Regions from separate parts of the Homo sapiens genome. Here region 2 is linked to region 1. Evidence: chromatin contacts called from ENCODE Hi-C or POLR2A ChIA-PET data. All regions are on one chromosome and are shown on one strand. The core of a region is the stretch at or near the end of the contact, and the rest is flanking DNA. Distances in the headings are between cores, read along the strand shown.

Region 1 (6,481 bases), core at 1,878-4,377:
GGGGTGCTGGGCTCCTGGAAAAACCACCTCTTGGACCATCTATGCAGATCACGCAGAACAAGAGAAATTTCTGCGCCCCATCTGAATTTCTAAGTTTGGGGGGAGGGCGTGATCTGACACTGAGGTTCCTTGATCCTCAGCAAGGCGGCAATTGCTGTATGAAAGAAGCGACCGCATCTGAGACACAAGTATCCTGCCTTGGAAGCCTCTCACCTGGCCGTGGGCCAACCTCAACCTCATCTGTCCCTGCTCAGATGCTCAGACCCTGGACATCCCAGCCTCCTCCTCCCTGATGCAATCCTGGTGTTTCTTTCACCAGAGAAGCCATCCCAGGCCCAGGCAGGTGCTCCTGAAATAACCTGGGGGGAGGGGTGGCTGAAAGTCCCTGACTGGAGTTGGCAGCCAAGCCAGGCCCTGGAGTGGGCACCCAGAGGGAAGACAGGTTGGCTAATTTCCTGGAGCCCCTAAGGGTGCAAGGGTAGGCCTTCTGTGTCTGAGGGAGGAGGGCTGGGGCTCTGGACTCCTGGGTCTGAGGGAGGAGGGGTGGGGGGCCTGGACTCCTGGGTCTGAGGGAGGAGGGTCTGGGCCTGTACTCCTGGATCTGAGGGAGGAGGGGCTGGGGAACTTGGGCTCCTGGGTCTGAGGGAGGAGGGAGCTTTGGTCTGGACTCCTGGGTCTGAGGGAGTAGGGGCTAGGGATCTGGACTCGTGGGTGTGAGGAAGGAGGGGCTGGGGTCCTGGACTCCTGGGTCTGAGGAAGGAGGGGCAGGGGGCTTGGACTCCTGGGTCTGAGGAAGGAGGGGCCGGGAGCCTGGACTCCTAAGTCTGAGGGAGGAGGGTCTGGGGGCCTGGACTGCTGGGTGTGAGCAGAAGGGTCTGGGTGCTGGGAGTCCCGAGCCTGGGGAGATGATGGTTAAACTTCTGGGAATCAAGTCAAACTCCTGAGTCTTTGACATTGATGTATCTTGAATGGGAGGGTCAGTCTGTGGGGAAGGATTACCCAGGTGCCGAGGCAAGAGACTGAAGGCACAAACTGTTTCAGTATAATAAAGAAAATAGTTAGAATAAGAATAGTTATCATACAAATTAGATATAGAGATGATCATGGACAGTATCAATCATTAGTGTAAACATTATTAATCATTAGCTATTACTTTTATTCTTTGTTGTATAACTAATATAACCAGGAAACAACCGGTGGGTATAGGGTCAGGTACTGAAGGGACATTGTGAGAAGTGACCTAGAAGGCAAGAGGTGAGCCTTCTGTCACACCGGCATAAGGGCCTCTTGAGGGCTCCTTGGTCAAGCGGGAACGCCAGTGTCTGGGAAGGCACCCGTTACTCAGCAGACCACGAAAGGGAATCTCCTTTTCTTGGAGGAGTCAGGGAACACTCTGCTCCACCAGCTTCTTGTGGGAGGCTGGGTATTATCTAGGCCTGCCCGCAGTCATCCTGCTGTGCTGTGCTTCAATGGTCACGCTCCTTGTCCTCTTGCATTTTCCTCCCGTACTCCTGGTTCCTCTTTGAAGTTCGTAGTAGATAGCGGTAGAAGAAATAGTGAAAGCCTTTTTTTTTTTTTTTTTGAGGCGGAGTCTCGCTCTGTCCCCCAGGCTGGAGTGCAGTGGCGTGATCTCGGCTCACTGCAATCTCCGCCTCCTGGGTTCACACCATTCTCCTGCCTCACCCTCCCAAATAGCTAGGACTACAGGCGCCCTCCACCACGCGCCCGGATAATTTTTTGTATTTTTAGTAGAGACAGGGTTTCACCGTGTTAGCCAGGATGGCCTCCACCTCCTGACCTTGTGATCCGCCCGCCTCAGCCTCCCAAAGTGCTGGGATTACAGGCGTGAGCCACCGCGCCCGCCCGAAATAGTGAAAGTCTTAAAGTCTTTGATCTTTCTTATAAGTGCAGAGAAGAAAACGCTGACATATGCTGCCTTCTCTTTCTGCTTCGGCTGCCTAAAAGGGAAGGGCCCCCTGTCCCATGATCACGTGACTTGCTTGACCTTATCAGTCATTTGGACGACTCACCCTCCTTATCCTGCCCCCCCTTGTCTTGTATACAATAAATATCAGCGCGCCCAGCCATTCGGGGCCACTACCGGTCTCTGCGTCTTGATGGTAGTGGTCCCCCGGGCCCAGCTGTTTTCTCTTTATCTCTTTGTCTTGTGTCTTTATTTCTTACAATCTCTCCTCTCCTCACAGGGGAAGAACACCCACCCGCAAAGCCCCGTAGGGCTGGACCCTACGTTAGCCTGCCCTGCTCGGGGTTGGCGATGCTGGAGGTGGGCCTTGGACCAGAGAAAATGCTTTAATTAGGTGACAAGCGGGCAGAGGCCTTTGTCTCTGGCGCCGGCAGCCACGGCCCCCGCTGACGGCGTGGGAAACAGACCCTGTTCCACTCCGGTCTCCAGCCTTGGAATGGTTGCCTTCGTGCAGTGCAGGTCTGGAAAGTAGCAGTTTGGCACGGGACCCTAGAATTCCCCAAAAGGAGTGACTAGGGGCTGGGATTCTGGAATTTGAGTGTGGACGGTGAGGCGGGGGGTGTGGGAGATCGGAGACCCTGGTGGGCGCGGGAGCACCTGCAGGCTGGAGGCCCTCGCGCGCTCCGGCGGCAGCCTGGCAAACAGGTTCTCCATCCCCCAGGAGGACGCGGCAGAGGGCGGACGATCGCTCCACTCGCCGGGACCAGGTGCGGGGGCCCTGCCCAGCCGCTGGGGCGTGGCCAGGCTCGAAGCACCCAGGTGTCGGGGGCCGACTCTAAGCCCTGGCACCGGAAGAGAGAGGGCGGCGGATTGGACCTCCCGGCTCCAGCATTGCAACTGGGCGCTCCGTCTCCTGGTCCACGCAATGATGCTGCGGCTGCTCAGAAGCCAGGTAGCCTGCCCTGGGTGAAGCCTTCGCGCAGGTCAATGACGGGGCGGAGGGGCAGGGCGCGGTCCCCTGCATCCCCGATCTGGGGAGCGGTGGGCCCAGGGGCCATCGCCTTAGCCCCTGGCGCTGGGGCTCGGCGCCAAGTGACGGGCGGGGCTCCACCTTCCAGCCATCCGCCCGGCCCGGGAGGGCGGACGCTGCGAGACTCCCGGCCGCGCCCTCTCCTTCCTCTCCTCCCCAAGCCCTCGCTGCCAGTCCGGACAGGCTGCGCGGAGGGGAGGGCTGCCGGGCCGGATAGCCGGACGCCTGGCGTTCCAGGGGCGGCCGGATGTGGCCTGCCTTTGCGGAGGGTGCGCTCCGGCCACGAAAAGCGGACTGTGGATCTGCCACCTGCAAGCAGCTCGGGTAAGTGGGGACTGCCCCACTCAGTTGTTCCTGGGACCCAGGAACAACTCCTTCAGAACCAGGAGGTGCACCCCCAACCTCTTCTCCAGGTCTTCCTAAGGCCCTAGGAATCTCCGCCACCTCCCCAGCCATTACTCCTCCAGGAACCAAGATGCTCCTTCCGCTCCTGACCCTCCAGCCTCTCTTGTTTTACTTGAACTATCGTTTCCCATCACCACCTCTGTGGTGGATTTTGCGCCTCACAGACAGGTACTCCTGAGAAACAGGCTGGTGGAAGAGTCCAGTATCAGCGGAACTTACAGGAGGGGAGACTCGAGATTCCTTCAGGAAAGGTGTAGGAACCTGGACCACTTTCTTTTTTTTTTTTTTTTTTTTTTTTTAAGACAGGGTCCCTCTCTGTCGCGCAAGCTGGAGTGCAGTCAGCGGTGCTATCGCGGCTCATTGTGAGCTCCGGGGATCCTCCCGCCTTAGCATCCGGTGTAGCTGAGACCACAGACATGTGCCACCATGCCAAGCTAATTTTATTTATTTTTTTTTGGAGACGGAGTTTCACTCTTGTTGCCCAGGCTGGAGTGTAATGGCATGATCTCAGCTCACCGCAACTCCCGCCCCCCGGGTTCAGGCGATTCTCCTGCCTCAGCCTCCCGAGTGGCTGGGATTACAGGCATGCGCCACCATGCCCGGCTAATTTTGTATTTTAAGTAGAGACAGGGTTTCTCCACGTTGGTCAGGCTGGTCTCGAACTCCCAACCTCAGGTGATCCACCCACCTTGGCCTCCCAAAGTGCTGGGGTTACAGGTGTGAGCCACCGCGCCTGGCCCATGCCAAGCTAATTTTAAAATTTTTTTGTAAGAGTGCTCTGTTGCCCAGGCTGATCTTGAACTCCTGGGCTCAAGGGATCCTCCCATCTCAGCCTCCCAATATGCTGGGATTACAGGTGTGAGCCACAGTGCCCAGCCAAACCATGGCTATCTTGAAAACCACTTGTCTTCCAGTCCCCATGCCCCGAAATTCCAAGGCTCTCATCCCTGAAACCTAGGACTCAGGCTCTCCCTACCTCAGCCCCAGGAGTCTAAACCTTTAACTTCCTCTTTCCCTGGGACTAAGGAGTGCTGCACCCCAGGCGCCTCCCTTACCCCACATCCCTCCTCAGCCTCCCCTCCTCAGCCTCAGAGCATTTGCTAATTCGCCTTTCCTCCCCTGCAGCCATGTGGCTCCGGAGCCATCGTCAGCTCTGCCTGGCCTTCCTGCTAGTCTGTGTCCTCTCTGTAATCTTCTTCCTCCATATCCATCAAGACAGCTTTCCACATGGCCTAGGCCTGTCGATCCTGTGTCCAGACCGCCGCCTGGTGACACCCCCAGTGGCCATCTTCTGCCTGCCGGGTACTGCGATGGGCCCCAACGCCTCCTCTTCCTGTCCCCAGCACCCTGCTTCCCTCTCCGGCACCTGGACTGTCTACCCCAATGGCCGGTTTGGTAATCAGATGGGACAGTATGCCACGCTGCTGGCTCTGGCCCAGCTCAACGGCCGCCGGGCCTTTATCCTGCCTGCCATGCATGCCGCCCTGGCCCCGGTATTCCGCATCACCCTGCCCGTGCTGGCCCCAGAAGTGGACAGCCGCACGCCGTGGCGGGAGCTGCAGCTTCACGACTGGATGTCGGAGGAGTACGCGGACTTGAGAGATCCTTTCCTGAAGCTCTCTGGCTTCCCCTGCTCTTGGACTTTCTTCCACCATCTCCGGGAACAGATCCGCAGAGAGTTCACCCTGCACGACCACCTTCGGGAAGAGGCGCAGAGTGTGCTGGGTCAGCTCCGCCTGGGCCGCACAGGGGACCGCCCGCGCACCTTTGTCGGCGTCCACGTGCGCCGTGGGGACTATCTGCAGGTTATGCCTCAGCGCTGGAAGGGTGTGGTGGGCGACAGCGCCTACCTCCGGCAGGCCATGGACTGGTTCCGGGCACGGCACGAAGCCCCCGTTTTCGTGGTCACCAGCAACGGCATGGAGTGGTGTAAAGAAAACATCGACACCTCCCAGGGCGATGTGACGTTTGCTGGCGATGGACAGGAGGCTACACCGTGGAAAGACTTTGCCCTGCTCACACAGTGCAACCACACCATTATGACCATTGGCACCTTCGGCTTCTGGGCTGCCTACCTGGCTGGCGGAGACACTGTCTACCTGGCCAACTTCACCCTGCCAGACTCTGAGTTCCTGAAGATCTTTAAGCCGGAGGCGGCCTTCCTGCCCGAGTGGGTGGGCATTAATGCAGACTTGTCTCCACTCTGGACATTGGCTAAGCCTTGAGAGCCAGGGAGACTTTCTGAAGTAGCCTGATCTTTCTAGAGCCAGCAGTACGTGGCTTCAGAGGCCTGGCATCTTCTGGAGAAGCTTGTGGTGTTCCTGAAGCAAATGGGTGCCCGTATCCAGAGTGATTCTAGTTGGGAGAGTTGGAGAGAAGGGGGACGTTTCTGGAACTGTCTGAATATTCTAGAACTAGCAAAACATCTTTTCCTGATGGCTGGCAGGCAGTTCTAGAAGCCACAGTGCCCACCTGCTCTTCCCAGCCCATATCTACAGTACTTCCAGATGGCTGCCCCCAGGAATGGGGAACTCTCCCTCTGGTCTACTCTAGAAGAGGGGTTACTTCTCCCCTGGGTCCTCCAAAGACTGAAGGAGCATATGATTGCTCCAGAGCAAGCATTCACCAAGTCCCCTTCTGTGTTTCTGGAGTGATTCTAGAGGGAGACTTGTTCTAGAGAGGACCAGGTTTGATGCCTGTGAAGAACCCTGCAGGGCCCTTATGGACAGGATGGGGTTCTGGAAATCCAGATAACTAAGGTGAAGAATCTTTTTAGTTTTTTTTTTTTTTTTTTGGAGACAGGGTCTCGCTCTGTTGCCCAGGCTGGAGTGCAGTGGCGTGATCTTGGCTCACTGCAACTTCCGCCTCCTGTGTTCAAGCGATTCTCCTGTCTCAGCCTCCTGAGTAGATGGGACTACAGGCACAGGCCATTATGCCTGGCTAATTTTTGTATTTTTAGTAGAGACAGGGTTTCACCATGTTGGCCAGGATGGTCTCGATCTCCTGACCTTGTCATCCACCTGTCTTGGCCTCCCAAAGTGCTGGGATTACTGGCATGAGCCACTGTGCCCAGCCCGGATATTTTTTTTTTAATTATTTATTTATTTATTTATTTATTGAGA
Region 2 (5,999 bases), core at 1,948-4,447, 67 kb before region 1:
ATCGTCACCATCATTACCACCATCATCACCATCAACACTGTCATTACCACAATCATCACCATCACCATCAATGACAGCATCACCATCAATGACAGCATCACCATCATTGCCACCATCATCACCACCATCATCATCACCATCATTACCACAATCATCATCACCATCACCACCATCATCATTACCACAATCATCACCATCACCATCCTCATCATCATCACCACTGTCATTACTAAAATTTACCATCACCAACATCACCACCATCATTACCACAGTCATCACCATCACCATCGTCATTACCACAATCATCACCATCACCATTACCACCGTCATCACCATCCTCACCATCATCACCACCATCACTACAATTACCATCACCATCATCACCACCATCATTACCACAATCATCACCATCACCATCAACAACATCAGCATCACCATCATTGCCACCATCATCACCACCATCATCACCATCACCATCATTGCCACAATCATCACCATCACCACCATCACCATCCTCATCATCATCACCACCGTCATTACTAAAATTTACCATCACCAACATCACCACCATCATTACCATCCCCAACCTCACCATCATCATCATCACCATCATTACCACCATCATCACCATCAACACTGTCATTACCACAATCATCACCATCACCATCAACATCAGCATCACCATCATTGCCACCATCATCACCACCATCATCACCATCACCATTGTTACCACAATCATCACCATCATCACCACAATCATCACCATCACCACCATCACCATCCTCACCAGTATCACCATCATCATCACCATTACCACAATCATCACCATCATTACCACAATCGTAACCATCATTACCACGTCACCATCCTCACCAACATCACCATTATCATCATCACCATCATCATTACCAAAATCACCATCATGATCATCACTATCATTATCATCATCATCCTCACCATCATCACCATCTTCACCATCACCGTCACCATCATCATCACTACGATCATCAGCATCTTCACCGTCATCCTTATCATCATCCTCATCACCATCCTCACCATCACCATCCTCATCACCACCATACTCACCATCACCATCATGACCACCATTATCATCATCACCATCATCATCATTATCACTATCATCACCATCATCACCATCACCATCAAAATCCCATAGAAGCTCTCTTTTTTTCTCTTCTCTCTCAGCCACGTGACTTTGGAAGCTCTTTAAATGTTGATTCTGGGGCCCCTGCCCAGATCCCTTGAATTAGAATCTCCAGGTCTTTGGCCTTCCTGGTGGATTCTGATACAAGCCAAAGTTTGTGACTCCCTAGGCTAGGGAAAACAAGGGCGGGATTAAGGATATTTAGATAGTCAAGGAAATTATATTTTGTGGGCAGTAGGGATCCACAGAAGGTGTTGAACACAGGGGTTTCAGTTGTAGTCTCTCAGAGCTGGATTGTTCCTTAAAGATCTATCCATTCTGAGGCCAGGCGCGGTGGCTCATGCCTGTAATCCCAGCACTTTGGGAGGCCAAGGCGGGTGGATCACGAGGTCGGGAGATCGAGACCATCCTGGCTAACATGGTGAAACCCCGTCTCTACTAAAAAATACAAAAAATTAGCTGGGCGTGGTAGCGGGCGCCTGTAGTCCCACCTACTCAGGAGGCTGAGATGGGAGAATAGAGTGAACCTGGGAGGCAGAGGTTGCAGTAAGCTGAGATCGCGCCACTGCACTCCAGCCTGGGTGACAGAGTGAGACTCTGTCAAAAAAAAAAAAAAAAAAATCTATCCATCCTGGCTGGGTGGGGTGGCTCACGCCTGTAATCCTAGCATTTTGGGAGGCCCAAGCAGGCAGATCACAAGGTCAGGGGTTTGAGACCAGCCTGGCCAATATGGTGAAAACCTGTCTCTACTTATTTATTTTTTTTTATTTTTGTCTTTTTTTTTCTTACTTTTTGTGGAGAATGGGGTCTCGCCATATTGCCCAGGCAGGTCTCGAACTCCTGGGCTCAAGCTATCCTCCCGCCTCTGCCTCCCTGAGAGCTGGGATTACAGATGTGAGCCACTGCGCCCGGCCGAAACCCTGTCTATACTAAAAAATTATAAAAATTAGCCGGGCATGGTGGTAATCCCAGCTACTCGGGAGGCTGAGGCAGGAGAATTGCTTGAACCTGGGAGGCGGAGGTAGCAGTGAGCCAAGATTGCGCCACTGCACTCCAGCCTGGGCAAGACAGAGCGAGACTCCATCTCAAAAAAAAAAAAAATCTATCCATTCAGTCCTCTATTTAGTCAAGTACTGACCAAGCCAGGCAACATTCTTTTATTTTGGAGATGGTGTCTCACTCTTTCACCCAGGCTGGAGTGCAGTGGTGCAATCTCGGCTCACTGCAATCTCCACCTCCCAGGTTCAAGCAGTTCTCATGTCTCAGCCTCCCAAGTAGCTGGGATTACAGGTATGTGCCACCACGCCTGGCTAATGTATTTTTAGCAGAGACAGGGTTTCACCATATTGGTCAGGCTGGTCTCGAACTCTTGACCTTAGGTGATCCACCTGCCTTGGCCTCCCAAAATGCTGGGATTACAGGCGGGAGCCACTGCACCCAGCCTCAGGCAACGTTCTTTTTCGGTTTGTTTTTTGTTAGAGATCGGGTCTTGCTGTGTTGCCCATGCTGGAGTGCCATGGTGTGATCATAGTTCATTGAAGCCCTGACCTACCAGGCTCAAGTAATCCTCCCACCTCAGCCTCCCGAAAACCTGGGACCATAAACGCACACCACTATGCCTGGCTAATTTTTGTATTTTTGTTGAGATGGCTGCGAGGGAGTCTCACCATGTTGTCCAGACTGGTCTCAAACTCCTTGGGCTCAAGTGATCCTCCCACTTCAGCCTCCCCAGATGCTGGGATTACAGGCGTGAGCCACCACACCTGGCCCTGGCAGTGTTATAGGTGCTGGAGATAGGGCAGGGAGCCAGGTACATGTAGGCTCTGTCCTTGGGGAGTTTACAGTCCTGGGCAGCCAGGTCTTCCTAAACAGAGACATGAGTTCAGAAGAGTGTGTTTTGCTTTATGAGGGGGATGGGTGTGGTTCTGGGAGAGTGTGACCTGGAGGCTGGCCCGTTCAGGGAATGTAGCCAAACTTCCTGGAAGTAATGAAATCTGAGCAGCATTGACCAGTGGAGGAGGTGGAGAAAGAGATGGCAGGGCGAGGGCCTGGCAGCGAGACAGGGTTTGGTGCTGCTGCCAGCTGGGCCCAGTGAGAGAACGGGATGTTGCAAGAAGAGATTGGGGTGGGAACCAGATCAGGCAGGGCCTTGAAGGGCATGCTGAATCATCTGGTCTTTATGTCAAGAGCAATAGGGAGCTGTGGCAGGTATTTGAGCAAGGGAGTGATGTGATCCTGTTAGTATTATTAACAGATCATAGGCTCTGGCTCCTGTAGGTATGAGGGACAAATCTGAGGGTTAAGCGTGAGAGTGGGAGAACCAGTATTAGGAGTTGATTGCATTTGAGCTGGGCATGGTGGCTCACGCCTGTAATCCCAGCACTTTGGGAGGCCGAGGTGGGCAGGTTGCCTGAGGTCAGGAGTTCGAAACCAGTCTGGCCAACATGGAGAAACCCCGTTGCTACTAAAAATACAAAAATTAGCCAGGCGTGGTGGTAGGCGCCCGTAATCCCAGCTACTCGGGAGGCTGAGGCAGAAGAATTGCTTGAACCTGGGAGGTGGAGGTTGCAGTGAGCCGAGATCGTGCCACTGCACTCAAGCCTGGGTGACAGAGCAATACTCTGTCTCTGAAACAAACAAACAAAAAAAGGAGTTGATTGCATTTGTCCAAGGGAGAAGTGGGGGCCTTCAAGGCCTCGTGATCTGGCCCCTGTTCTTCTCTGACCTCACCTCCGGCCACACTGGCCTCATTGCTCCCAAACACAACAGGCCTGCTCCTGTCTCAGAACCTTGGCACTTAAGAACTGGGGTCTCAGTATGTTGCCCAGGCTGGCCTTGAACTTCTGGACTGAAGCGATCCTCCCACCTCAGTCTCCCAAAGCACTGACATTACAGGTACCTGCCACTGCACCTGGCCCCCAGCGGGTCCTTGATATAGAGCAGGTGCTTAGCAACCTTGAGGGGTGTGGGGAGAAGGACACTCAGGGAGTGTGGGACAAATATTTACTGAGCTCCAGCTGTGTGCCTCGTGCTGGGGTGAGGGTGGCAAGATCCGTGTCTCAGCCCTGGTGAGACTCATGTTTGCAGGGTCAGGTGGGGGAGGAGATTAAACAGCAGGGCAGGTGCACAGACTGAGAGAGAAATGGAGCAAGGCAGGTGGGGTGGGCACTGGGAGGGAGGGAGGGTGTCACGGCTGGTGGGAGTGAGAGGAGGCGAGGATGAGAGGTTCCCTGAGGAGGAGGGCAGAGGCTGGTCAATGCCCACATCATTCACGTTCATATTAGAGCATGGTTTCTCTTTTTCTTTTTTCTTTTTTCTTTTTTTTTGAGACAGTCTTTATCTGCTGCCCAGGCTGGAGTGCAGTGGTGCGATTGTGGCTTACTGCAACCTCTGCCTCCCGGGATCAAGAGATTCTCCTGCCTCAGCCTCCCGAGTAGCTGGGATTACAGGCACGCACCACCACACCCGGCTAATTTTTGTATTTTTAGTAGAGATGGGGTTTTGCCATGTTGACCAGTCTGGTCTTGAACTCCTGACCTCAGGTGACTGCCCGCCTCAGCCTCCCAAAGTTCTAGGATTACAGGTGTGAGCCACTGTGCCTGGCCTAAAGTTCTTAATACTTAGAATTGTGAGAAATTGTTGTTTGTTTATGGGTTTGGGTCTCAGCCTGTCCAGCAGCAAATGCTGGTGCTGTCAGGTGTCACGTGATGCCCTGCGGGCGTCAATCATCCCTCCATTCCTTAGTCTCCTCGCTTGTGAAATGGGACTCTCAGCTGTACCTCCTTCTTGTAGGTACAGGAGAATGTTAGAGGGATGAAATGAGCTAATCCATGTAAATTGCTGAGGACAGGGCTGGACACATACCAGGTCCTCCATTCATTCATTAATTCACCCATTCATTCATTCAAAGGATATTTATGAAGCATGTGCTATGTGCCAGGCACCTTTAGTGCTGGGGAAGAAACAAAATAAGAAATCTTGACCATCCCTCATAGGTTTCTGCATGCTGGTGGGAGAGACAGAACATGAACAAACAAGTAAAATATATATGGCCTGTCAGAAGGGAGTGTGTGACACAGAGAAAAGACATCTGAAAGAGGGAAGGGGACCCAGGGGTGTGGGAACTGCAGTTTTATTTTATTATTTTATTTTTTGGGGCCAGGCGTGGTGGCTGACGCCTGTAATCCCAGCACTTTGGGAGGCCGAAGCAGGCAGATTACTTGACCTCAGGAGTTCAAGACCAGCCTGGCTAACATGGTGAAACCCCATCTCTACTAAAAAATACAAAAATTAGCCAGGCATGGTGACACATGCCTGTAGTCCCAGCTACTCAGGAGACTGAGGCAGGAGAAGGGCTTGAACCTGGGGGGAGGAGGTTGCAGTGAGCCAAGATGACATCACTGCACTCCAGCCTGGGCAACAGAGTGAGACTCTGTCTCAAAAAATAAAACAAAAAATATTTTTTTGTTGTTAAAAAAAATAAAGACAGGCCAGGCACAGTGGCTCAAGCCTGGAATCCCAGCACTTTGGGAGGCCGAGCCAGGCAGATCATGTGAGATCAGGAGTTCGAGACCAGCCTGGCTAATATAGTGAAACCCTGTCTCCACTAAAAAAAAAAAAAAAAAAAAAAAATTATCCTGGTGTGGGGGCACATGCCTGTAGTCCCAGCTACTCGGGAAGCCGAGGCAGGAGAATTGCTTGAACCTGGGAAGTGGAGGTTGCAATGAGCTGAGATTGCACCACTGCATTCCAGCCTAGACAACAGAGTGATACCCTATCTGAAAGAAAGAGAGAGAGAGAGAGAAAGAAAAGAAAGAAAGAAAGAAAGAAAGAA

Evidence for each region. A loop is a pair of places that touch in the nucleus more often than their neighbours do. ChIA-PET counts read pairs that join two places held with the same protein, here RNA polymerase II (POLR2A). Pooled maps may share reads with other maps.
Region 2: POLR2A ChIA-PET joins it to region 1 with 10 read pairs in H1. The contact joins the enhancer-like site here to the promoter of FUT1 in region 1. A Hi-C loop is called at or near these places in 1 of 168 maps with a recorded cell type or tissue (endothelial cell of umbilical vein) and 3 of 50 pooled maps. POLR2A ChIA-PET finds 5 or more read pairs at or near these places in 10 of 52 experiments (A673, Caco-2, GM12878 and 6 more).

What each region holds. Positions count from the first base shown.
Region 1 is chr19:48,749,287-48,755,767 of GRCh38, reverse strand. FUT1 (fucosyltransferase 1 (H blood group)) reads left to right here and starts at 3,127. Exons shown (of 2, transcript NM_001384359.1): 1 at 3,127-3,278; 2 at 4,485-6,481. The coding sequence starts at 4,487. The coding sequence ends at 5,584. FGF21 (fibroblast growth factor 21) reads right to left here and starts at 244. Exons shown (of 4, transcript NM_019113.4): 1 at 1-244. RefSeq lists enhancers at 1-156, 157-1,022, 2,339-2,925, 4,131-4,770, cis regulatory regions at 277-285, 313-325, 1-520, promoters at 1-331, 277-368, 1-406, 1-532, 1-641 and a silencer at 3,041-3,090.
Region 2 is chr19:48,816,801-48,822,799 of GRCh38, reverse strand. The region is part of intron 5 of HSD17B14 (hydroxysteroid 17-beta dehydrogenase 14); the gene reads left to right. Among named protein-coding and RNA genes, the nearest start is that of BCAT2, 8.8 kb to the right of the region's middle. RefSeq lists a cis regulatory region at 2,852-3,372. Within about 2 kb of position 3,197, at least 20 of the 41 ENCODE cell types and tissues checked have a DNase peak (open chromatin) inside an H3K27ac peak, as active enhancers do.